2 separate regions of the Homo sapiens genome follow, and region 2 is linked to region 1. Evidence: chromatin loops called from intact Hi-C (ENCODE). Cell type or tissue: mammary epithelial cell. All regions are shown on one strand. Each heading gives the region's core, and the rest is flanking DNA. Links, peaks and the distances in the headings are about the cores only. Region 1 overlaps NT5DC1 (5'-nucleotidase domain containing 1). Region 2 overlaps NT5DC1 (5'-nucleotidase domain containing 1).

What was found. A loop is a pair of places that touch in the nucleus more often than their neighbours do. Peaks named below come from ENCODE experiments on the same cell type or tissue, not always from the same donor. Only the 100,000 strongest peaks of a DNase experiment are listed, where the experiment ranks them.
Region 2: it touches region 1 in a loop (4-fold over the local background); 12 of 110 quality-filtered maps call a loop at or near these places.

The regions. Positions count from the first base shown.
Region 1 is chr6:116,107,506-116,118,221 of GRCh38, reverse strand. It overlaps NT5DC1 (5'-nucleotidase domain containing 1), which reads right to left. Exons shown (of 12, transcript NM_152729.3): 3 at 9,787-9,858; 4 at 7,266-7,372; 5 at 2,452-2,531; 6 at 277-361. Among named protein-coding and RNA genes, the nearest start is that of NT5DC1, 12 kb to the right of the region's middle. In mammary epithelial cell, for the core only: a CTCF peak has its summit at 6,116; no DNase peak of the experiment used is centred there.
Region 2 is chr6:116,202,151-116,219,841 of GRCh38, reverse strand. The region is part of intron 6 of NT5DC1 (5'-nucleotidase domain containing 1); the gene reads right to left. It also overlaps a transcript of COL10A1 not described here. Among named protein-coding and RNA genes, the nearest start is that of TSPYL4, 43 kb to the left of the region's middle. In mammary epithelial cell, for the core only: no CTCF peak of the experiment used is centred there; a DNase peak (open chromatin) is centred at 8,591; H3K4me3 peaks cover 199 bases; H3K27ac peaks cover 961 bases.

The sequences.
Region 1 (10,716 bases), core at 2,707-10,706:
ACTTCAATTCTAGGGAACTCACAGAATGACCCTCGTGGCAGGCGTGGTAAAGGAGAGTGTAACAGCACAGCTTGGAATATGGGCAATTATAGCCATGAAAGAAGCACAAATAAAAGGACTTCTGAAAATGTAGTCAGAACCAACTTTATAATAATATTTAAGCTTAAATTAAATCCTAAGTAAGATACACAGCAAAGTACCTACTTTTCAGCTAATTCACTAGACAAACATAGCTTAACAAACACGTATTAGAAGGCCCCTCTTCACAATACTTACCCTTAAAAGCTGACATTTTATAATTGTGTTGTATAGCAGCAACTATATCCTTCCAAAAATCAAATGTTTTTTGACCATTGTTCAGCTGAAAAAATAATTCCAAATGAAACAAACACAATAATTCAGTTTTTAAGCATAGTGAAAAATGCTGGCAAACAATTACAATGCAGACAGTCCCTGACTTAAGATGGTTAGACTTACAATTTTTTTATTTTATAATGGTACAAAAGTGATGAAGATTCAGTAGAAACTTAACTTCAAGTACCCATACAACAATTGTTTTTCACTTTCAGTACAGTATTCAATAAATTACATGAGCTATTCAATACTTTATTATAAAATAGGCTTTCTTTTGATGACTTTGCCCAACAGTAGGATAATGGAAGTGTTCTGAGTATGTTTAAGATAAGCTAGGCTAAGCTATGATGTTCAGTAAACTAGGTGTATTAAATGGATTTATAGTATTTTTGACTTAACGATGGGTTTATCAGGAAAAAACCCCATCATAAGTTAGGGAGCATCTGTATTACTATATTCTGATATAAGTTTATATTTTACAAAACATAATAAAGTTATCATTCTTCTAAATGTAATTTTAAAAAGAAATCTTCCATGAAAATCACTGCTACATATACACATACATATCACTAAATTTTAATATAGCTCATATAGCCCAAATAAAATAAAAATTTCCACTCGTTATAAAGTCTAAAAATTATAGAATATTTTTAAACACAGCAAATTCATAGTGTTATATAATTTCTGGGATATCAGAATGTGTTATATAACATACTATGGCATCAATGGGACTAAGAAGACTGACGCCCTAAAACCCCAAAAGCTAGTTACTTTAGAATTCAGTGCACACTTAACCTGAATTTCGATATGAAAGAGCTGCAAGTCTCAACAGAAGAGATGAATGAGGTTCCAAATCCGAACTGTAAATTGTTTTCATTAAGTTTTTTTAAATCAGAAAGCAAATAAACATTACATTAAAATATACAACCCTATGATCCTTTGCTTCCTTGAAAATGTTAACCAGTGACCTATCTAAACAAAGACAGACTACTAGATATTTATATCTAATTATACAAACTCCAAAATATTTAAAGACTGATACACTTTCCTTGTAGTAACTACCGAATGAGAAACTGACTCCATCTTGTGTTATTAAGATTTCTACAAACATACCCAAACTATTGCTCAATGGAAACTTTCACAACACATAAATGTAATTCTGATTCACAAATAAAGCATTACCTGGGTTCTATTATCAAAATGATAGTAATTATTATTATTATTTTGAGACGCAGTCTTGCTATGTCGCCCAGGCTAGAGTGCAGTGGCGTGATCTCGGCTCACTGCAACATCTGCCTCCCGGGTTTAAGCAATTCTCCTGCCTCAGCCTCCCTAGTAGCTGGGACTACAGGTGCACGCCACCACACCCAGCTAATTTTTGTATTTTTATTAGAGACAAGGTTTCACCATATTGGCCAGGCTGGTCTCGAACTCCTGACTTCGTGATCCGCCTGTTTTGGCCTCCTAAGGTGCTGGGATTACAGGCGTAAGCCACTGCACCTGGCCCCAAAAGTAGTTATTTTTAAAAGACATGCATAAAGGAAAGTGATTCTGACATATAAATCTGTTTGATGTTCATAGGTCTTAAGTCCTAAGGATAAACTAGTATAACCAGAGATCTATTTAATCTTGATATACAGTACAAAAGAAAAAATTTATATTCATTAAATGATGTTCAAAATGGTGAATTTTTAAATTTCATCCGATTTTTCTATTTTATATTATTTAGAATGCTTAAAGACACGCTGAATTTTCTTAATCACCTCTAACTTTTTTATTTTGCTAATGAAACTATTTATTTTGCTAAAAAAAATGTTTTGTCCAGATCCAAGTTCTGTATTTCTTTTCTTTTTCTAAACTTTTGCCCCCTCTGCTGGAGAATAGGTTTATTTTTCCTGAGAGAAAAAAAAAAGGTCACTGCTATTTAATTTTCCAAAAATATTTGAACCAAATTCACCATGTTTTTCTTTCCCAGTCAGCTCTGAAACCACAAAGAAGAAACTAAGCAAAATCACAACTCAGAAGCAATATATAATTAGGTCCTCCAATTTATGACTGACTACATATCATAGTTTTAAAAAATGAGTCCCCACTTACTTTTGTTAAATAGTCCACCACCCTGGCACACAGAAGAGCTCCTGGCAGGTCAAAGTAGTTGTCGTAAAAGTAATACTTTCCTAAAAAAGAACAAAATTTTAAACTGGGAACAACATAATGCTGCATGCATGTGAAATACACAGGAATATGGCTGAAGAGACACTAGATTTTGTTTAATTATCTGAAGAAGCCTCCATTCCAATTCAAAGTGGCACCATTATTGGCTGTCATTGTCTTTTAAGAAAGATTTAAGCTCTGAGGGCACCACAAGAAAGTTAAAAGATGATATCTAGAAGTTAAGCATTGTATTCGAAGATATTTTAGTCATCTTAAAGAATGTAAAAACTAAAAAGAGTATATGCAAAAAATAAAATAGAATATGAAAAAGCCATATGATGTTATCTATGTCACTGAATTTCAAAACAATCAATTTACCTAACCCTGGAGTACCATGAAGCGCTCTATACAATAGTGCTTTTTCAGATTGGTTGGCTGACCCCTCCTAGAGTACTGTATTCTATTTTTATGCCATTTAATTTCAGTATAATGTGAAAAAAACTGGGGTGATAAGTAGAATATAATCATGCCATGTGAAGACACAGTGTGCTTAAAAACTGTAGAGTATAGGACAGGTATATTCCAAGATTTCGTGGAAGAGAGGGATTTGGTTTATTCTGTATGACTTTAGGGTAGAATTACATTTGAGCCCTTCTTTGGCACATGTGACTTTTGGATCTGCTGTCCCTGAACAGACACTTTTGATGACCCATGTCACATCCCCTTGGCCTGCGTCTGATTGCAGCCACTGCTATGCTAATAGCACCATCCCACCTTGGCAAAACTGTGTCGATTCTCTTTCTCCCAAAGGCTCTGGAGCCCATGTGGCAAACTTCACATTTAGAACAGGTTCAGGAACCAGTAAAAGAATGCCCTGCTTCCTGTTCCATGGACAGACAACTCTAGGAGGTATTCTCTGCGCTTCTCCTTGGAAGTCCCAATGGAGTCCAGCAACCATTGTTCCTTCCATGTCTTATCCTCTCATTCCTTCACTCCTGACTACTGGGATCAGGAGTAACCACTCTGCTTTTGAGGGAACCCAACCTCATACAGTTCCCTAGAGAACGCTTGATACAAAGAAGAGTCAAACAGAACCAATAGGTAAAGCCAGATTTTACATTAATAATAAGGTGCTTGAATACATCATTATAATCACCTGATTTTGACTCCCCCCCCCTCCCCCCAATTTGCAAGCTATGTATATGAGGTTATGGAACACACTTGTCTTGTTCTTTAGCGTTGACTGGGCACAGTGTTCAGCATATTCTAAGCACTCAATAGACGTTTGCTGAATGAATGAATGAGTAATCCAATAAGCAAATAGATTACTTTGGAATGCAGAAGTATTATAAGGAAATTAGAAGAAAACCATATGCAGAAGCCAGGGTTCTGTTCCTCTGAATATTGTTTTCTGCCTCTTACTTCTTCCTGTAAATTTATTTTAAAATGTATAAAAAAAAAATCAAAGTTTTCTGTTAGTTCACAAAATGGCTGTGCCAGTTTGTGTCCATTCTCTCAGTTAAAAATATTTTGGTTGATATAGTCTTCCTGTTTTTCATTTTTTCACAGCTTGAATTGTTAGGGGAACCTCTCAGGCTGTTTTTAATTCCTAAGAAAGGTTAGGATGGCTTTGCCAGTGTGAAGAACCAGTGATCTGGAAAAAAAGGAAGATGATATGCCATGTGCTTTTCTGCCTCTGCTTTGCTATGCTGTAGGACTGTATGACACTCCAGGACTCCCAAGACTTAGGACAGTGGGCAAAGCTTCCCAAGGTTCATTAATCTGCACTTTGTCATATCGCTTGGCCTGACACTAGACTGACCCAACTTCATGGTCAGCTGTCTCAGGCACTGTTGGAGCAGGAAGCATCCCAGCATTGCCAGTTACATACCCTTGCTTTTCTCCTCCCATTCTTCTTCCTTTGTGGGTACTAATAGATGAAATTCAGTCTAAGAGTTGAACTATTGATTTTGAGTAAGGGCTGAGTTCTAATTAAATAATTCAGGGGGAACCTAATGAGAAGAGCTCATTGGTTTTCACCCACAATGCAAGAGGCTAAGGTCATTTGACTGTTGAACTTGGGCTGAATGTCCGCTGTGTGGACACAAGGGCTTGTTCAGCCTTGAGCTGTTAACTGGGCCAGGCTGCTTGCAATGCCTCACCCAACACCCAAACTCTGACACTACACCACATGAAAGCTTCAACGTCCACCTCTGTATAGAAGAGACAGCTCATTGCTAATGAAGTGATTAGTGAGCCCAGTTCAACAAAACAAGCCTCTGAATCAAGATCAAGTCCTATAACCATTAAGTTTTACACAGAGAAAAACTGCTCCCCAAGAAACTACTACCAACCCTACTCCCTTTGTCTTAGTGGCCATGGTAGAATGGCAAATGAAGGACTGAGGGGAAAGGAACAATTTATGTTAACAAAGGTTCTCACTTCTGCAAAGGTGGTATTATCTCCACTCAAAGATGAGAAAACTGATGCTAAGAGTGACTTAGTACCAGAGACACTTTATCCAGCAAATAACAGAGCTAATATGATCCAGGACTGTTTGGCACTAAGCCCCTTGTGATTTCCACTAGACCAAGCTGTTTCTGCATAATCTACCATTTGGGGAAGATAAGTTCAAAGGGATTTGCTCTCTGGAGATCAGCTGGCAAGGAACACTGTTCTTATGTTAGGTCAACAACCTGAAAAGAGATTATCAAACAAGTTGTCATCAAACATCTCTACATCCCTCAGTGCTTTAAATTTCCTAAATGTACTGATAGGGCATGTACTTTACAATTCTGTTCTTAACTCTGAGGATTAATATACTTAAAGGTAGAAGAAAGCTACAAATATAAAATCAACTGGAGTTCCTGAAAATAAAGGACTTATTTGGCAATATTTACCAAAATTTTAAACCTGTATATCTTTAGAGCAAGTATACTTCTAGGAGTTTATCCTAGATATATGTATGAAAGTGCAAAATATACATTCATGAAAACATCACCACAGGCTTGTTTGTAATGGTGAAACACCAGATACAACATAAATGTCCATTGCTAGGAGCCTGATTAAATATATCACGATACAGGCACTGAATTGCAGAGCATCCCAGCATTTAGAAGAACTAAGTGTACCTAGTGTGTGTGTGCTGATGCCAGAATCTCTAAGATGTAAATTGAAAAGAGCAAGGTAAATACATAATTCCTTTTGTATACCTTTAAAAAATAGGACAGGAGTTGAAGACAATTACTCTTCCTTCTATTCATTTCTATAATATTTAAATTTTCTAACCATGTGCTGAGATTAATATTTAACGTAAACAAACTTTAATTGGGCTGTGGTATCACAGGCCATTTTTTTCCTTCTTCCATACTTCTCTACATTTAAAAAAACTCATATTATTTTTTAAAGGCATTAGCTCTCCCTCATTTTGCAAAAACAATGGGCCTCTATTATGTGTCACAACCTGACCACTGGGTACCTGGATGGGAAACACTTCCCTAACTAACCCAAGTAGGTACAGATAAACTCCCAGGACCATTCTCAGAAGGCTCCTGACCAAGTAAGTGCCAGATGAAGCTACTGATTCCAAGAGGTGGCGCTCTCTAGTGGGCGAAACAGTGGGTAAACAGATGTGTCTTACTGAGTGAATGCTCTTTTAGCAGCTGGGTACTTTATTCTTTAAAATACTCTGGATTCTTAATAAATTTCAGAGTGAAACACTCAGCTATGTGCCTGGCTTTTCCAGGAGAAAGGAAGAGCCTGTTTACACCTGCCAACATCTGGAGAGACAACAGCAGTTCTCGACCATCATTTGAGTAAGAGGCTTTCCTCCCATCTGACTTGATAGGTATACAAAGGCATTCTATATCTAACCCCAGTGTGAAATCTTAGTTTCTCCTATCAACTAATTTTATCAAGAGCACTCATACTTCCTGACATTTTCAGCTCGCTATAAAAACAAACAAGCAAACAAAACAGAACTCTCAAAAGATAGCAAATATAACAAAGCAAACACAATAGGAACAAGGAGTAACTGCAACTATTTTCAGGTTACTATATTCTCTGAAGGAGAAAAGGTGCAATTCAATACTGTAGTGTGGGAGAAAACTGCAAAATGGTCAAAAAAATTGGAACAAATAAAAAAACTAATAATTAGGATTTTTAATAAGGTCTATTTATAAAAACATTTAACTATTCCCTATTAATTATGCACATCTATGTCTATAAATCATTTCTGAAAAATCATTTCATGTTTACCCATGGTGAAACTCTTTAAAGGCAGTAGAAAATAAAAATAGTTAAAATCATCTGGAAAACAGGAAAATAAGAGACAAAGGCAGATGATACTAAACTGGCAGTAAGGAAGATAATCATAGAAAATAGGAGTGGTAGGTAATGTGAATGCCTGGAGGAATCAGAGATGGAGAAAGAAAAGTAAGGATTGAGGACAAAACAAAACTGATAAATACAGGACAACTAAGGATTGTATTATTCCTAAGTGCTAATCTTTAAACCAGAACAAGTACAGGTAAAAGGAGTGCCAATAAAATCTTCTGTGAACAGTATTTTGAACCATCTGCCAAACAGAAGTCAAATACACTTGGAAAAAATACATCCTATTGCTATAAAGCTGAAGCTGCTCCCTTTGGCATCCTGCCCAGCAGGGGAAAGGGGGGTCTTCTTTGTCCTGACATCAAAGGTTTAGGGTACAAAACAAACAGGGAGCGGATGGTGGAGCTGCCTCATTTGAGTCATACCTGAGCGGCAAGCCATTCCAGTGTCCGACAAGAAGTGCTTCCACTCTTTCTTGCCATATGCCTCTGCCAGCACCTCTGGAGTCATCATCTTGGTGCCATGGCTTGCCCTGATTTTGAGAGAGGAGGCACATTGCTCATTAATGGTTCCTTGAATGCCCCTTCCTCTATCATTGTGACTGTTGATCCCTGTTGCCACTGGAGCTAACAAAAACATATGTATTTTTTCTGTTTTCAACTGGGTGCCTCCCTGTTTAGGATTCTGTAAAGCATTTCTGTGGGCAGCTGTAGCACTTACCCGCTTTAATCCATCAAGTAGCAGGTGATTAGGAGATACTCACTCTGAGGTCAACACTGGATAAGATACCACCCTTTTTTAGAGAAGTTGTCGTTTAACTACACAAATAAGATGAACATACCTGGAGCAATTAGAAAACAACTGTGTGGATTAGTGGGAAGCTGGTTCTGGCAGCACTGGAGAAAGAGCAGTAGGTACCAGAGTCAAAGCATGAGTCCATCGGGCCCATAGGAGGCACAGGAAGCACCTGGCACCCACAGGTGGATCATTGTGAGCACGCAGGACTGTGAAGACAAGATGAGGAGCAACCTGCCCACTCAAGGACACAGCATGGCTAAAACCAAATAGGGAAATCGAAGAGAAATGTGGAAAAACAGAGCAACATGACAAGAAAGTAGGTATTTTCTGTGCTCGAAATACTGCTTTTGTCCAGTTAAGAGAATCCTATGCTACAGAGAAATATGGTAGTTCCCCCTTATCCAGTTTTGCTCTCCCACAGTTTCAGTTACCTGTGGTCAACCTGGGTTGAAAAATACTAAGGGCATAATTCCAGAAACAAACAATTCGTAAGTTTTAAACTGCATAGCATTCTGAGTTCTATTGTTATATTTTATATTTTCTTACTATATCTATTAAACCTTATCATTGGAAAAGACATAGTACACATAGGGATATGTACTATCCATGATTTCAAGGAACCACTGGGGGTTTTGGAAGCTAACCTCCGAGGATAAGGAGGGACTACTGTAGTTGAAATGTTAATGTAGTTCATTATAGGAACTAGTTGAAATGTTAATGTAGTTTATTATGAGAAATTATAATGATTGAGAGTATTATTCTCTTGGTATTATAATGTGGCAACAAAATAATATGAAGGAAAAAAGAAATAAAATAAGAAAAGCAAATGGGGGAAAATCACAAATGGGCTCCTTTTTATAAAGGGGTTAACATTTTAGAAAGCTATATGTAAAGATCAAAGAATCCTGAATGGGAAATATGATCAGAAAAGGAATCTACTACACTGGTTGAAAGAAAGCATCAAGGAGGTATGCTAATAAATTCAGGAGAAACTAAAGGTTAGCCAGGACTTGGATGGAGAGAGACAGACCTTGTAGGAGGGGTACTGGGACAAGGACAGACAGATAGAACAAAGAGAGAAAGAAACAAAATTGTAGAAAGCTTTTCATTCTTTTAACTGTGGTTGAAGATAGCCAAGAACACTGTGAGAATCTGACAGAAGAGTTAAAGGTCATAGACAAAGCTGCATTTACACATACCCTATCTCTCAATGCCTGAGAAATAAACATGGAAACAAACTACAAAATACCAAAGGTGGGGCTACACCTGCTCTAGGTAGATGCACCTTAGGGGAAGGTCGGGGGAAAGTGTGAAGGGAGTTTGCATCATGCAAAAAGAATGATGCAACAAAAGAGAGTACATATCAGGGGTCTGGGAGTTCTCTCCTTTGATTCTGATCCTGTTTGTGTATGTAATAAATGGTATAGCTTCATAGCCATGTTGACTTGCCTGTACTATTAGTACTGGAGAAAAAACAGATGCTCCCTCCCTGGTGCCCTGTGAGAGACAGAGCAGTGACAGCAGCTGCTTCTGGACTGCTTGTCATACCCTTAGCAACCGTTGAGAGGCTGGGCCCACTCAGAGAGGAGAGAAGTAAAGAAAGTCAGCCTGGAGTGTGGGAGGAGGAAGAGGTTGATGAGACTTGGAACAGTCCAGAAAAACTTCCAAAAGGAGCTAGGACACAACATGATCCCTGCATGACAGGGCCAAATTTGGATAAATGAAGAAAGAGAGGGTGGTGGGTATAGACCACCAACCCCTACCCAATACCCATTCTTTCTTTCTTAACAAAAAGAATCCCAATTTTATTTTAGGCAGCCACACAGTCAGCTAAAACAGTAAAATTCCTGGGCTCTTTTGCCAGAAGGAGTGGTCAATGAGACGTAGCAGGTTATAAACTTTCTATTGTATGTCCTACAAATATTTCTAATGATGTAAACTTAAAGGAACTAGACCTTTAAATCTAATGCTCACAAATTCATATTTAAATGGCTTAAACAATTCATACAAAGACATGTAGACAGACAATCTGTCATCTGATTAATTAAAATAATCATATTTAACCCATACTGTAAGGGTCATATGCCACTCAGTAATAAAGTGTCTCAGAGAAGGTAAAGTTTAGACTTCACAACTAAGTTTTATTACCTGAGAACAGTGCCATTATTTGCAAGTTTAAGGAAGTTCCCATCTTCTAGATCCAATGCCAAACCTTTGCAACTGAAATAGGAAAGTTTGATTATTAATCAATTCCTATATTTAGCTAACCTAAGAAATAACAACCTATATTTTCCAAACATCATAATGCTAAAAAGGGATTCTGCCACCCAGGGGAATGATATGTTAATCACACAATTAAGAATATCTAAGAACTGTAAAATTAAATATCTATCACTGAGCAGGTATAAAAGGAAAATTGTTATATAGGTAAACAAGGACAGCATATTTAGTTTGTAAAATCTTTAGGCTTTTCAAAAGATAAATCTAAAACTCAAAAGAGAAAAAAAGAACCTGAACATCATCCCATGACTTTGTTAAAATGTACAAATGTTTTCCACTAAATAAAACACACATACACACACACACACACACATTTATATTCTACAAGTTAAGCACTTAGCCAGTCTTTCCTACACTCTAGAATTCGTCTCAATTTAGGTCAGGTTACAAGAACTTGCCATCTGGACAAGGCATATCATTGAAAACCACTATGGCCAGGCGCGGTGGCTCATGCCTGTAATCCCAGCACTTTGGGAGGCCGAGACGGGCGGATCACGAGGTCAGGAGATCGAGACCATCCTGGCTAACACGGTGAAACCCCATCTCTATTAAAAATACAAAAAATTAGCCGGGCGTAGTGGCGGGCGCCTGTAGTCCCAGCTACTCAGGAGGCTGAGGCAGGAGAATGGCATGAACCCGGGAGGCAGAGCTTGCAGTGAGCCGAGATCGCGCCACTGCACTCCAGCCTGGGCGACAGAGCCAGACTCTGTCTCAAAAATAAAATAAAATAAAATAAAATAAAATAAAATAAAATAAAATAAAAAGAAAACCACTAAAAGAAAGTCAAATACTGTTTTA
Region 2 (17,691 bases), core at 5,073-13,072, 99 kb before region 1:
TACAGGCGTGTGCCACCACGCCCAGCTAACTTCTGTATTTTTAGTAGAGACGGGGTTTCACCATGTTTGCCAGAATGGTCTAATGGTCTTGATCTCTTGACCTCACAATCCGCCCACTCTGCCTCCCAAAGTGCTGGGATTACAGGCATGAGCCACCATGCCTGGCCAGGAAGAAGAGTCTTTAAGTGAAACAAAAACGAACAAATAAAAACAAAAAACGGTAGCAAATATTGTGGTCTGCCTCCCCACATCCATCTCCCTCTTTGCTGGGGAGTGCTCTGATATTGTTTCGGGTTTCATCTTCCTCTGAGGGGGTCTGTGATGCTAGGAAGGGCAAGGGTCTCTATCAGTCTACACCTATCACAGTTATTCCCTCCTCCTGTCATTGAATTGTTTAGGAAGTGCTGGGGACCCAGGCATGGCAAATGAGACCTGAGGAGAACTTTGCTGCAGGATCCTGAAGTAATGTATACCACTGATAAAAATAAACCTATAAAGGGGGGAATATCCCCTCTTCTACTACTGGACTTTCCCATGATTATAAATTCTATGTAGAACTGCAGCGGTTATCATCAACACAAAGCACGAGTCTGATATACCAGAGATGGCGGAGTGGACATATGAAAGGAAACAAACCTGGGTCCCTGATGACATCACTGGGTTTCTGCTTTTGTTTCTGTTTTTGAGACAGGGTCTCGCTCTGTTGGCCAGACTGGAGTGCAGTGTGGCACGATCATGACTTACTGCAGCCTTAAACTCCTGGGCTCAAGTGATCCTCCCACCTCGGGCCTCTGAAAGTGCTGTGATTACAGGCATGAGCCACTGTGCCTGGCCACCACTGGATTTCTGATTAAGTCACTGACTAACTCTAACCACCACTGGAAGTACCATTCAACTTCTGGACAACCTCTGGTTGTGTAAAATAACTCAATTTAGTAATAGCTTAAACATTAAGGTTATTTATTATTTGCAACTTAAAGCATCATGATTCAGAAAATATATTGCATGAATATCATAACCAGACCAAAACTAACAAAAGAAATAATATTTTGCAATATGAGAATAATATTTAGAAGACCAAAAACAAAAACAAAGTTTTTGCTCTTTTTATATTTTGCCCTACAGGAACTTCTGTGTGTGAATCTCTAGGATCTATTTTTAACATGCCAGAGGCTATATAATAGCCCTTTAAAAAAATTAAAATATATTCTCTGTTTCCCAGGGAAGAGGAAGTACTAGTAAGAAAAGGTCAGTTTAAGAAACAGATGATAATAATAAATCTAAATGGCTAAGAATAGAGAAGTTTGATGAGTGGATGACTGCTAATTTCAGAGGCTGTGTCTCTCTCGTAACTTACTATACCTAAGGGAGTCAGATGTGAGATTATTTCACTTAGAAAAACAAAGCTTTTGTAGCAAGAAGAATTTTATGGGCTACGTAAGAAAAAAATTTATAGTGTGTAATGCTGAAAACATAGACTTGCTTTCAGAAAACTTGAGAAAAAATTATTTTTTCTTAGCTATATGTGCTTAGTGCCATCTAGTGATCAAAATATAAATTACCATTAAAAAGCTACTGTTAACATTTCCAAAGGAATAAAAATACAAGGCATACGCATTTAAATACAATATTTTAAATTTCTTACCTAGGTTAATTGCATTAGTATCTCAATTAATAATGTCTGATTCAAAAGAGTACCAATATAATAATTTAATCAGATAAAATTATTCTCTGAAGTCATAACAGAGATGTCCTTGTTTTGTTCATAAGCCAGACTGAAATGAACAAACTAAAAAAGACAAGCCCTGTACAAACACATACCCAATGGTAGATTATGAGTTGCTCTTACTACAAAAGATCACTGTCATGGAGAAAATATTTTTGCCCCCTTGTAACCTCCAATTATTAAAGGAATAGGAGACATAATTATACAAATAGAAACATCTTTTTATTGAAATAAGTCAAGGTATTAAATCAAATGAAGAGTTATGTTAAACATACTACAATGGATTATAATTGTCTATTAAATTATATCCCCCAAAGAAACTATAAACTTCTAAAGGCAAGAAATATATCTTTCTGCTTGGCATGGAGCAAGTATTCAACATATGAATACCTAAATTAGTGCAGGAGCAGACACAGGAACATTTATGTTTCCTTACATTCAAGGCAAGAGTATGATTAGTACCATATAGCCAAACTGAAGTGATAAAAATAATATTATTCATGTATGATTAAGGCAGCCTATGAAAAAAGTCATGTTTAATTATGATACTAATTAACACTGATTGAACAAAATGGAATTTAGACCTAAGATGGAAAGGAGTGGTATTGTTTGTTCTTAACTCACAAAGAAGCCTGTGTTTTCACTTAACCTCCAAAGGAATTCTATTTCACTGCCACTTTATGTAACTTATTTTCCTGGTTTTTCCACCACTCTTATATCCTTTGATGCTGATATTTTCTAGGTCCAGATGAGATTTAAAGGAAATTCTTTTAATAAGCTGATTCTAAGGAATAAAAGTTTAGCTCTCCTATGTTAAAAAAACTGGTTAATGTAGAGTGACAGAAATAATACCAAAGTGTTGCAACAGTCTGATATGCACATCAAATGGCCTGAATACACCAAACAGGATATAGGGACCTCTCGTGGTAAAAAAGTATAGTACAACCTGAATATTAAAAACAGTTTTTTTCAGTTTAACAGACAATTGTGCCACATCACTATTTCTATCATCACTGAATAAGCTTTTTCTTGTTAACTGTATCACTACTGTTTGCATGATTTTTGGCCAGAATTTTCAAAGCTGCTGTCCGAGGGGACTAGAGATGCCAGGATGCTAACACTTCCATGGTCAGCCTCCAAATAAGGTCTGTTGTTTCCATTGCAGAATATAATTTAGAAGAGATTTAAATATTTACAACCTTTACAAGTTATATAAGAGCACGCTAGTGAACAGCTAAAATGCCTAGCGATGAACTGTTTAAATGTACTTGCTGTAGAGATGATATAATTAATTTTCTTAAAAGAAGAAACTTCTTTGCTAAGAGACACTGAAATATTTGTTGGAGGATAAAAGAGATAAATTTATTTTGTTTATTTATAGGTGGCAAAAAATAAAATTAAAATGTATTAAAACAGATTTGCTGTTTATATAACAAAATATATGGTTTATATCTAATATTTTATAATTAAATAAATAAATCTAGAATATCTAGATTGTGTAAAGTGAAAATCTATATGCTAAACATAATACTTGGAAAGTCTCTCAAATAAAAGCTGGGAAATGAAGTACAGAATATGAGAGAAAAACATAATATACAAAATTTACATTTTAACAGTATCTGATTTCCAGATCTGTAATTTAATTTGCATATCCCGGCCCTACTCCAAAAATTCTGATTTAATTGTTTTGGGGTAGGGCCACAACATTGGTATTTTTTTTTTTAAAGCTTCCCAGGTAGTCCTAATGTGCTACCAGGATTAAGACTTGTTGACCTAAAATATAAAATATAAAATATAAAAACCAGAATTCTTACTATTATTTTCTGTGTATTTTGCCTGCTTCATTGGAAATCACAGGCTCTCAGAGGGCAGGGACTTTTGAATTTTATAGTATCTTTATTACCTAACATATAGCCTTGTACATGTTAGGTAATCAACAAATAATAACTGTTGCCAATTATCTTAAATGTCATTGTGGTTGATGATCTTTAAAGTGTTTACTCTTACACTATACCAATTAAGCATGGTACTCTAGATTTAGTTAAGTATTGTGAATACAGAATGATGGATTTCATTCCTCCTTTGAAAGGAGGATTCCTGGAAAAAGTGTATATTATGGAATTCTTTGAAAGAAAAATTATTCGAACAGTTTAAATGAGTATAGACAAGCCAAACAGACTCCTTTATCTCTCCAAAGCCATCAAACTGCCTGACTCTGTGCTGAATACAGTCTATAAATATGATTTTGGGTCGGCAGTATTTTAAAATTTTTGGATGTTAATGTCCTTGGACAGTATTACATATGTATTGTAATAGTTTACCCACAATCCCACCACGCCATATTGTCTGCACTTGGCCTAGTCAACTCCCCTGTTGCCATCAGTTTACAACCTATTTTTTCTCCTATGATATCAGAATGAATCATTCTAAAAGAACCTAGTTTCCTCTTTCCGACATGGTTACTGGACAGACAACGTAAATGTGGAGAGAGGTTTTTGAAGGTCTGCCTGGTTTTATTCAAAATATAACAAATCCTTTAATGAGGACGCTGACAGCTGGGAGGGTCAGCAGATGGATCTGATGACAGAATCACATACAATAATATCTGGACAGGCTGTAAAGTCGACAAGGTGACTCAGTGAGGTACAATTTCATAGGGAGAGATGAAATCTTACCAGGTTGAAAGCTCAGCCATACAGGCATAACATTGGAGGAGCTGTTGTTTGTCAGCAACTTCAAAATATAGAGCTTACAGTCAGCTTAGGCTCCACAGTATAGACAAAGTAAAATAAAAAGTTTGGAGACCATGTTTTGCAATTTATTTAGTTACTACTATGTACTTTTGATATCATGTTTCTGGAAAAATATTTCTGCTCCAGAAAGCTGGGTAAGAAGCATGTGTCCTCCTTTATAACCCTAGGCATCTTATCTTCATGTGCTCCGTATTATCCAATTAGGTGATTAGATTGTAGAGCTACATTAATATCAGTACAATGTTCAGAACCAGGAAAGCAATAATTTCCACTCTTTTAATCATTTTCAGACTAAACCTTGATAACTGGGTTCTATTCTGGATGACACTTTTCACAAGAAAGTGTGTCCAGAGAATGATGATGTTAACAATTCCTATGCCCCCCACCCTAGAGACCTCTGGTGGAGCCCCAGAGATACACACTGGCCAATCAGACATTTACAAACCTGTGAAACAGGCAGCTTCAAAGGACCGTTTAATCTTAGAGTTGCTTGAGTCTATGCCTCCATGGTGATGTCCAGCCAGATAACTCTTTTTTTTTTTATTATACTTTAAGTTTTAGGGTACATGTGCACAACACAGATAACTCTTTAGCCACAATGAACACCCATTTCCACAGTGTTTCTCCTCCTCTAAAATGTCTTTGCATTTTGAATATGATATTTCAAAAACAGACTTTTGGTAGAGTAGTGGGTCTCAAAATGAAGGTAAATTAGAATTATCCAGAATGCTTTCAAAAATACTCCTAGAGTTTCTGATTCAGTAGGTTTGGGGTGGGGCCTGAAGATGTGCATTTCTAACAATTTCTCAGGTCAACTGACAGTCCAAGAACCACACTTTGAGAATTACTTCAGTAGAATACCCCTATAAAACCAGACAGCTTTTTGAAAGCCTTTTTTCTCCTAGCAGAACATGGTCCTCACTATTTCGGCTAGAAGTGCAAAACCAGATTATGCATATTTAACGTTATCTGATAAAAATGCTCAAATCTGTGTCTGTGTTTAAAAACATTTTAAGTAAAAATCTTTTTAAGTAAAATAGAATTTATTTTTATTTCCTTTATAAGAAGGATATATATGAGAATAAAGACCTGATGAACTGTTTTATGTTTTTTCAGTGTACTATTTGACATTCACTTTCATTTCTGAGCCTTGAGAGCAATACTCTTGCATGTAAAGTAGAAAAAGCACACACTTTGGAGTCAAATGGCCTAAGTTTGAATCCTAAGTTTGTAAGTGGTTTGCCACTTACAGTATCAGGATTTTTGAGAAATTTACTTAAAAATTTTAATTCTTAATTTCTTCACCTATAAAATCTCATTAAATTATGGAGAAGAAAGCCAGGCACAGTGATGTGTGCCTATAGTCCCAGCTACTTGGGAAGGTGAGGCGGGAGGATCACTTGAGCCTAGCCTAGGCAACACAGAGATATCCCATCTCTTAAAAAACAAAAAAAAGTAGTGTGGGTAAAGTATCCATCTCATAGTGCTTGGCACAAAATCCCCAATAAGAATTCCCTTCCACCCCTTCTACTTACCTAGACACAACTCTTTCTGATCCTTTTGCAGGGAGCCTATCACTAGAGGTGAAATAGGCAGGATCCTGTGCCTGTTACAGCACTTCTCAAAGTAGCATTAGTTTTTAGTAGCTCATTATAATTGAAGGGGCATTTTCATGTTCTCCTACATGTGATCTACACATAGAACAGATGTTAAATTTATTGAATATAAAACATTATAGAAGATGTGAAGTGGATTGAGTTTCCAAGATGGACACAACAATATCTCCCACCTCATATGTCTAGAGTTGGAGTTAATTGTTCCATTCTTTTATATCTGGAGAGGTTATTTTACTGCTTTGACCAATAGAATGCAGTGCGAATGACCCTGTGTTAGTTCCAGGTGTAGCCCTTAAATGGCCTGGCAGCTTCGACTCCTTACCTGTTGGAAGTCATGTGCCATGTAAGATGTGCAACCAATCTGAGGCTACCTGAGATGCTGTGAGGAATAGGTTAGATGAAGAATTTGTGTTGTAGGTGCTCCAACTGCCAGCCCCAGCTGAGTGTTGAGCTAAAAGCTTCAACTGCAAGACATAGTGAGCCCCTTGGACATCCAGCCCAGTCATGCCTTCAGAAGACTACTGTCCCCACTGACATCTGACTGCAACCACAGGAGAGACCCCCACGTTTAGAAGCACCCAACTAAGCCCAGAATCCATAAGTGACATGATACTGAGTTTTGTGTGTTGGTATCCTATGGAGCAATAGATAATCTAAACAAGATGCTTTGGAATAAAGTCCCAATTTTAATTATTATCTCTATGCAATTCAAGATAAAATATTCACAAATCCTTTTAGAAACAGATGAAATAAAAGTAAACAGGCTCTAAATTGTTTTTCTTCACCTCCAAAAAATAACTCAAAGGTTTCTACTGCATATAAATTTACAAAATGTAAATACATGAAAAGCTTTTGTCAGCATAAATGTTTTAAACAGTTTAAAGAAATCCAAAATTAACAAGTATTTAAAGCAAATTCTACATACTTATCACTTCTCATCTAGTTCAAATATGAAATGCTTAGAAACTGAAAATAATAATCAATTGCTGAAATACAGAGTGATTATAGCAGTAAAAAATGAATATCCTGGGATGTTTGTTCCCCTGCCTCCCTGCCACCCATTAAATCTCAACTCAAAAACTTTGGATTTTTCTTAAAAAACTAGATTGGTATTCAAAGGAATATGCATTTTAAAGATCAAATTTTATCACAAGAGTGCACTGTTTCCTTAATTAATTTAGTTCAGATATCCTCAGTTTCTTCAGAAATATCTTTTCTTACTAATAAAGCCAAAAGTATGCAGAGTTGTATTTCACTTAGAAGCAATCCATTTCAGAACACACATAAAGATTATAATCACAAAGGATTACTTGTTCAATGTCCAGACAGTGTATTATATAAATAGGAAAGCCCTCTCTAGCCTCCTAGGTCTGTGCCACATCTATACCTTGCATAGACAGAGTAGTTAAGCAGCTATTTTAATGAGGCACTACTCTGTTTTTCACTATACTTTTCCACCTGTATTTGTATCAGTCATATCTTCTATATGCTTTCATAAAATATCACCTGGCTAGTTACTCCATGATAACAAAAGAAAAAGGAAAAAAGAACATACTAAAGTTTCAAATCAGTGAGATTTTAACTCTGATAATTGTTTTGACAGAGTTATTAACTTTTTAATAAAAAATTTGAAAAAGAATTGATAAAATAGTATTAGAATAATGAAATAATTTCTTTGATATAACAAACATAAATATATAGGATAGTCTATGTGTAATACTCTGCAACATTGCTTGAGGAGTAATAATGCCCTAAGCCTGGGTTCTTATCCTAAAATCCATACACAGGCCTCACTGCGTGAATGAAACCCCAATACTCTTTGCAACATTTTGTTCATCAGTGTGTTGTGTGTGTTGGGGGATCAGAGCAGGTGTAGGCTCTCTAGCTTTAATTAGATTCCTGAGGCTAGGGACATGAAGAACCACAGACTTAGATTCTCTTAGATTTGCACAGTACAACAAAGCAAACATTCCAATATCCCTCCCTTTGTTATAGTCGAGAAAAATCTTATAAAAATGTCTTAGAAAAAGGAAATTCTCTGTAATAGGTAGTACAGAATTTGTACACAGTTTGTCCAGGAATAAATATACTTCGTGGACTCTATATTTTTTACATGTAAATTATTCTAAGTCCAATACATTTATACTTATTTGGCATGGCTAATGAATGGCTGTTCTAGTTAAATTAATTTGTAGGTTAATTAAGAATAACCAAATATACAATATAAAAACATACATAAAATACAGTCAACTCTTACTGTTGAACCTATATGGAAAAAAGAACTATTTAAAGAGATTAAATTATTGCTTTTCTTATATATGATACACTTTTGCTAGAGAAAATTCATTGTATTGGGTTTTTTATTGCTGCACAACAAACCACCTCAAACATGATGGCTTAAAATAACAATGTATTATCATCTCCTGATTCTGAGGGTTGACTGAACTCAGCCAGGCATTTCTCACTTGGAGTTGTGCCCGGGGGTATGGAATCATCTAAGGGTTTCTTCACTCACTGTCTGGCACCTGGGCTGGGCTGGCTGGAACGGTGAGAGCTGGTGAAACAAACATCTCTCCACTTAGCTAGCTTGAGCTTTCTCTCTGCATTTGGGTCTCACAGTAGTTGGACTTCTTAAGTGGCGGTGGGTTTCCCCCAGAGCAAGTGTTTTAAGACAAGCAAAAGCTGCAAGGCTCCTTATGACCTAGTTTTAGGAATTTTACAGTAGCACTTCTGCTGAATTTTACTGATGATAGAGGTCCAGCTCATTTTCAAGGAGAAGAAAACAGAAAGGTGTGACTTCTGGGAGGCATGATTCATTAGAGAGCTATCTTTGTAGACTAGCTGCCAAACATACTAATACTTCTATGTGATTCCTGCCAGTATATTTTCTGTTCATATCTAACTCTGTGGGAATTTTAAGCATACCATATATAGTTTTTTTTACCTGTGTTTCTGTTCAGCATTGTATCTGAGGAATTTCCTATGGCATTAACATTTATTTTAAAACATTTCCATGGTTTTAACTTAATATCACTTTTAAAATAGATTATTTATAATAATTATCCTCATAATAACTGACATAATCTGAGTGCTTATTTTTGCCAAACACAGTTCCAAGACCTTTATAACTATTAATGGATTTAATCCTCATAATGACCCCAGGAACAGGTCCTATATGATTCCCGTTTTGCAACTGAAAATCCGAGATACAGAGAGGCTAAGGAACTTGCCCAAAGTCACACAGCTACCATGTGGCAGAATCGGAATTTGAATGCAGGCGGTCTGCTTTCGGAGCTTGTGCAATACTGCCCAGTTACAAGGCATTTGGGGACTCTATGGTAACTACAGGGTCACCACAAATCTTTACTCTTTTTTTTTTTCACATGGTACATTATTACATTTCAGGGGTTTGAGGTTGTTCAGAATTTTAATAAGTGAGAGTTCAGAATTTGGATAAATTTTGACAAATCAAATTAGCTTCTTTTTGAACCTTACATATAAATTTATTTAAAATCTTGCAATGTGGAAAGTCTTTTAAGCATGGCACTGAACTCAAAAGCCATAAAGGAAAATTGAAACACCAAATTAGATTTCTGCAGAGGAAAAAAGTATCCATCAATATGCATTCTAATTATATCTAGAATTAAAAGGAGCCTTAGAAATCACACCCTTCAACCTTGTCATATTAAAGATGATTAAGTAGCCACCACATATTTTGCTCAAAATTACGGTTAGTAACAAACTTGGGTATGGAATAGAGTCCTCAAGAATCCTAATCCACTAAACCTCATCATTTATGTGTCTAAATCTATATGTTTGAGATTTAACTTATTTGATGACCATTATCTGTTAAAGAAAAATAACTTGCGTTCAGAAGCAGAAATCAAATGCTTTAAATGGTATGCCTGTTTAGCTATATAATTATTGGATAATAATTATAAAATTCAATTCTGCTTTTCCTCAGGATTTCTGCAGAAGTTCTTTGTCACTGAACTGATATTGTCTCTGCTATTATCTGGAAACTCAGACCTTCCACTGAGATAGGAAAAAAAACCCCAAATAAACGTCTAAAATTAAGGCATAAATATTATCTCCCTTCCTGGAATACTCTGCCTTCCCTCTGCTGCCTGGTGAACCTTGGAAGCTTGTCACAAGGTTACCTTCTATGAGGAGCCCTCCCCAATACCCACTCTGCACATCAATGATGGCATTCATCATGTTACACTATAATCAACACTTGTAATAAGCATATTTATGTATTTTTCTTTCTTCTGAGACTCTGAGATCTTTTAAGAAAAGAACCATCTTAACATTCATGTTTATACTCCTAATATCAGGCAAGTACCAGAGGATTCCTAACTACAGAAGTAAGTGTGTGTGGGAAAAAGCTACCAGGCAAGACTTACCAGGTGACCATAAAGACCAGAGGTTGGCAAACCACAGCCCACAAGCTAAGAAAGGTGCTTACATCTTAAAATGGTAATGTAAGTATCAATATAATAGCCTTGATTTTGTCTCTTGGTGCCCAAAGCCTATAATATTTACTATCTGGCCCTTTAAGAAAAGGTTTGCTGAATCCTGATATGTAGTATTTAATAACTACGGGACAGTAACGTAATAAAAATACAATTAGTTATATATAATGCACTATTACTAGAAAGTACCAAAAGAATAATAAAATCATCAATTTAAGAGACTTTGTTTAAAGCCTATGCAGTCTCTGAGCAGAGTGAATATTACAAAATGATTTGTGATCAAACTAATGAAAGACAACATAAATACCTTTATGTATCTTTTAATCACAGTGGATCCCCAGCCATGATGTAACTGCCCTTCAATTACTCTCTGGCCTGGGTTCTCTATTAGTATATTCTATGAGCCAGATGATGGGTCTCTTTACTCTGCCATCTCTTTAAAACCTATCTATATGTGCCTTTGCTATTGCTTTTATGATTTTAGCACACTTTATTTTTAGTCTCTGAATAAGATGTTTTCAGGCTCACTTGGTCTGCTTGTTAAAAGAGCAATCGCAGGGTCACAGAAAGACACTACAAGCCTAGGGCTGAAAGCCACCACTGGTAATATTTTTCCTCATGAATGTCAAAGGAAGTTGAAAGATCCCAAAAATGCACATGATGACATGATGACATGATCAGAAAGAACTAAAGAGCTTGTAGCTTGAGATGAACGAATAAAGGCACTATTGCCTAAGTACAGCCTTACAAATTAACTGTGCAAGAAATAGGAATGTTTTCCTTGGTACAGCAAAACAAAGATGCCTCCAGGTAAAACCTGGGACAGGTTTTAGGGGCTAGCTTCAAAGAGATACACTGTAGCTTTCATTTCAAACGGTTTTAAAATGTATTTGTGAAGCATAAAACATTTTGGGAGGGTTTTGTTTTCAACAGAAGTCAGCCCACTGACATTATCCTTACTTGAAATCTTCCACCTCCTTCAGAAGAGAGAAGCTGGAAAAAATTAGGAGAACTAAAATGGGATGCCTCCGGGCAAAGCAGACTCAGAAATGTGGCAATGCTTATTCCTTTGAAAAAAGTTACAGTTGACTTCTCTAGCTTTGAGGCACAAAGAGATCAGAAAAAATAACAGGAACATAGAAATCATAAGCTAGATATTAGGGGTCATTAACTATCAATGTCTTAAGGAAATCTGCCCCACACTGAGGACTGAAGTGCTCAATTATTTAACAAACGAAAGACCTGGAATAGAACTTTCACTGTGTTTCTTCTAACCTGGTTTTTCTTCTGTAGTAGGTAGCCTAACAGAATGCCGAGACAACATTTCAGTATGTATACACTATGCTAAACTCAGCTCCCAAATCAATATAAATAACAAAAATAATCTGTGATGGGAACCCAGTCCTCATTCCATAATGATCAGTAATGAGGCACAGAGTAAAGAAAGCCTGGGGCGGCTCTTTATAGCCTCTGCAAGGAGTGGGCAGAGACTCAGGTAGAAATACAGTGGGAACCTGGGCACGAGGGGTTCACAGTTGAGTAATGGCTGGGTTCCCAGAATATTCTACTCTAAGCAGGGCTTTTAACCATCTAAATTCCTCTTTTTTCTTCTTTGGTCTTATTTTTGCCTTTTTCACACTGCCTGCTTCCAATCTAATGCAACAAGTTTATATATTTTGGGTATTTTTTAGAATTAACATATAATCATAATAAAATACAATCATATATACTTTTCAAACATAAAGATGAAAGACTTTTTAAACCAAAAATTAAGTAACTCTTTACCCGGTAAGCATGAAAAAAAATCTGAAAAATAAGGTTATAAACTTAGTCTTTACCTATATAATATGGACATATGTATCTATCATCTATCTAATTAAAGATTGTAAAGGATTTTTTTTGCTTTCTCTCTTTAGAATACATTAAGTCCACCATAAAAAAGAAAACATTTACTTCTATAGCTATAGACTCTATTGATCTTAAAAGGAAATGCAGGTACAGAAATATTTTTTCCCATGATTTCTTAAGACATATGATCCATTTATTGAGTGCATACCTTCAATCTTTCAGAATAAAGTGGAAGAAATCTGCTGTAGGCAGGGAATAGGTATAGTTATTAATGCAGAGATATCAGCTCCCAGAGGATCTGAATAAAACAATATTGTAATAATGAAACTATTTTCTAATAAAAAATTACATTCTTTTGACCTAGGAAAAAGTTTGTTAAGAAAGCATATGACATAAGTGATCAGACTATTTATTTTTAAAAGGAAAGATGTCAATATAAATCCAGAGAACTTTAAATTCTAGAATTACTCAATAAACAAGAAGAAAACATTTAAAATCCAATTTAAATGAGACAAATATTTTGCACACAATTATTTGGCAAATGTTAGCAATAAACACTAAATGCCCTATGTGTATTCAATGAAGAAAAATGTGAGTAAAGAGGAAACTGCACTAGACTTCGACCAATTAACAGTTTATCTAAAAACTATGGCAAAGAAAATGTTTTGCCCTCCAGATATAAAATCCATTTAAAACATCAAAAGGAACTTTATCTAAATGTCTCATGCCAGCAAATTAAATCATTATGGAGCAGGGTAGGAGGGATGGCAGAAAGAAATTCATAATTTGCAGGTGACTTCATTAAGAAACAGCTGTTGCTGTTGATGTAAGGAGAGTTGCTATTCCATTTCTACTGAAAAGCTTCAGAGCACAAAGTTCTGTACCAGAGTAGACACACAGATAAAAGTATATTACAGGATATGGTCTCCAGTGTTCCTGGGTGGTATGGACCCAAATCAGACAGTCTTGAGTCAAGTCTTAGTTGTGCAATTTCCTTGGGTAAGTGCTTTAGTCATTGAGAGACTGTTGGCTTATCTATAAAATGATCACAGTTATAACACTCACCCCATTAGGTAATTGTGTGAATTATATGCAATGATATATGTGAAACATTTAGCACAATGCTTTACACATAGTAAAAATTTTGTGTTAGAGCTATTTTTACTTTAACAAGTTCCTCTGGCCTAAGTACAGGCAGTTGATTAACCACGAAATGCTATGGGCCACACTGCATCATGGAATTGCCCTGCATGGGCCCAAAATGCAAGATTTCCCTTATCAAAATGCTACTTACCTTCAAAACATATTTTGAAACATATGCTATGAAAAAACCCTAAAAGTCCTACTGAGCAGGAGGCAGGGTGGTTCTACTTTTTGTTACTTCCAGGAAAAAACACTGGGCTAGATGGTCCAATGGTCTATTAGATCATTCTCAAAGGACTGAGCAGAGAAACTTGGGGTAGCTATTAGAACCTTGGGGACCACAAAACCTAATCTCATTGTGCAGATATGAAAATGAGGCCTAGAGAGGCTGACTTGCCTATCATCATGACATAATGAGGAAAACAGCAGGATGGAATGAAAATCTTGGTCTCTTTGATTTTTTCATTACACATTCCTTACTGTCATATCTACTAATCTTATTGTTTTATCCCCTTTATTAAGACATATTACAGCCTTGTTGTAAAGATGTAAATACAATTAGTGAAAAATTTAAAATGTACCCTTTTAATACAAAATCAGAATAAAGACGGAAACTACACAAACAGCTGGTTTATTCTTAAAGAAATGTATAAAATATCTGAACAGCCTTTTTTCCCCCCCAATTTATTCCACATATTTAAGGAATTTCCTTTGGGAAGACTAGGTCTAGCAAGATCAGATGCTCTGTATATCTGTGTAGAGACTGTGGGGCTCCAGAGGGAGAAGCTGCTGACTCAGTTAAGTTCCAACCTACCAGATAACAGGGAAATTATCTTTCTAAGGTTAAATGTTATTTTAAAATTATCTCGTAATTACTCAAGTAAGATATGTGAACACTTCCAAATTTCCAAATATATGTTCTAAATTTTGAAACATAAAAAAAAAGTCTGAAGTCTTCTCTAAATAGTACTCTCAGTTTCTGGTCCCTAGTATCATTGTTGTCATTTTAGTGTCACACCAAGCTTGTCCAGCCCAGCTTATTTTGTTGTTGTTCTATTTTGTTTTGTTTTAGGCTTTTAGCAGCCTGAAGACATGGTTTTTAGTTTCTGTCTGTAATGATAAGCAGAAAAGAGGGATGAGGAAGGGGTTTTACCGGCCTAACCAGAAACAGAAACTAAGAACCCATGAATGTATTATTTGCTTGGACACTTCTGCACTGTATACTTTTCAGATAAATTTCTACGGACTTGCATACACACATATGTAGTTCACATTTTGGTGTGTATCTTTCCAATAAGGTGTTATGGACTTACACACACATATACATGTATTTTCTAGTACACATTTTGTGCAATTTGCTTTCCTCACCCAAAAAAATGACTTCAAAATCTAGCCACGTACTTAAATCTAGCCATGTAATTATAACAAATAATTACTGAGCACCTACTACACACTATTCATTGTTCTACTTGTTGAAAACATGGACAAAGTTTTTTCTCTCATAGACCTTACATTCTAGAAACGCTTCATTCTTTTTAACCACAACATTGCAATCCAGCATATGAATACAACAGTACTTTGGTGATTTTTTTCATTATAAATTCTGGAGTAAACAACATTGTATCTGAGTCCATGTATACATATGAGTACTTCTTTAGGGCTTATAAATGTTAAACGGCTGGCTCATTGCATATCTGCGTTTCTAATCTTAATATTTACACTGAGTTTGCTTTCAGAATTGTTGGGGACAATAGTTTTTAACATTGTTAGCAGCATATATGTGTGTACACTTACCCCACACTCTCATCAGGTCATACTGTCAGATCTTAATTTTTGCTGATATACTAAGTGAAAGTGGACATCTCATTGTTTTACCTTGCATTTCCCTGATTACTAATTAGGTAGTGCATCTTTTTGAATCTTTCTCAGTCACTACCTCTCATCCCTTTTACATTTCTACATTCAAGGCTGAGAATGAAGTAATTACCAAAAAGCAATTTGTTGTATTCAACTGAGTAAATTGAGGGCTATTTATGAAGTTACTTTATTATAAAAATTCAACAAACACACTCTGAGAGCACTTGACAAACTCGGTGGTATTAACTCCTGAAGTGTTTCTTACCCCACCAAAAGCCTTCAGGCTCACAGCAGTGCATCGTCCTCTCCCTTACCCAGGTGTTTCACTGCAGGACCAAATTCCAAATTATACTGCCCAAAGTGAGCTGGGTCAGAGGCCACAGCCTTCGAGGGTTTTTTTTCAGCGGGTCTATGGAGAGCTGGGAATAGGTATATTTGATGATCACCGTGTGTGTGTCAGGGCATCTGTCGTCTAAAACTACTGGTGTTCTCTAAAAGGTAAATTATGATAATAATTATAGATATCAAGTGGCAAAAAATATTTCTGACAACATCAAGTACTGGTGAAGATATTGAGAATATAAGGTATCTGGAACTCACACTGTGCAAGTACTTTGAAAAATTATTTGGCAGTTCCTACTAAAACTGAACTCACAAATACACCCTATAATGTGGCAATTCTAATTCTAGGTGTAGCTCTAAGGGTAACATGTAAATAGGCATGAAAATCACATGTAAATGATGTTCATGAGGCATTATTTATAACAGTCCCCAATTAAATTAACTCACGTCTACCAAGGGTAGGATGAATAAATAAAATGTGGTGTAGTTATATTAATATAATGGCATATTGTACAGCAATGAAAATTAATGAATTACTGTGACATTCAGTAACAGGGAGACATTATAGGAGCATAATGTTGAGGAAGAGCCACTAGATGCAGGAAAATACATACTGCATAATTACATATATAAAATAAAAAATGAGACAAAATTAATCTGTGGTGTTAGGTGTCTCTCCAGGAAAGGGATGTTGGCTAGAAGGGAGCATGAAGAGAGCTTCTGGCGGACTGCAGGGCTCTATTAGCTGAAAATATGTTCACATTTAATAACAATGTATAGTAAAGTAATAATAAAGAACTGACATAATAGTTTCATGACCATGAAAATGAATCCAAGAAATAGAATAAAAACAAGTGTTAAATCAGAAATGAAAGACTCACATTAAATGAGAATCTAATACAATACTGTAAAACTGTTTAGTATAGAAAAGCAACCACTTGGTAATTTGGTTTGTTCAAATTTGCATTAAGTGACATTTTATATAACTTCACTATTTCCTGTGTCCTACCATAAAAATGTTTAATATCATAATCTGTGGGAAAAAATTTGTGTATTAAATTAAATTTAAAAAACCACTTGTATTAAGTGAAAAACCATGTTTGGAAAAGTAAAAGTTTATTATGAGACAGCCCCTCCCTCCCTTTTTGCATTACTACATTACCCCTAGTAATATTTGTTGCCTTTGTACTTTCCTCACTCCTTAAGATTTTCTAGTTAAGGAAATGTGAGGTAATTAAGAACTGTCACTTTTTCTGATTCTTTCCATAGAGCTTCTGAATTTACTTGCTCAAGTTAACAATAATAAAAATAGCTGTCATTGTCTTAATATTTTAATGTTTATCTGCAATGCATTTATGAAACTGTACACTGCAGTTCCCCCTTTCCTAGACTATAATCTCAGAATGCCATTCTTAACCTAACAAACATCATGTGACTGGATTTTCATATGACTCTGTAAATACCACTCAATCTAAACTTAGTGTCACTGAACTTTGCAGGCATCAAATTAACAGATTTGCATCTGTAAAAGAAAATAGCCTTTGTTTTTAGAATTAAAGAAATAAACCTATTGCCAATAATAATTTTCTAAAGGTTGAAACTCTTAAAGGTGGAATCAAGAACATATGGGATCATTGTTTCCTCGTTTCCCCTAAAAAAGAGTATGGCGAACAAAACTCAGTGAATTTTATTTTTTAGTGATGAGTTTAAGAACTTACAGCTTTAGATTTAAGTGGGCCAAAATTGAGAAGGAACTTTGTTCTGCTACTGATCTATGTATTCCAACCATGCTAAGCATAAGAAAAAAAGGTACTACAGAAATGTTTTCTCGAAAAGAATAGCCAAGTGTGTGCAAGGAAGGCCCAGAGCTAAGGTAGGGGAGCCTGCATCACATGGAGGATTCCTACACTGTCTAGACTGGTGCTCTAGCA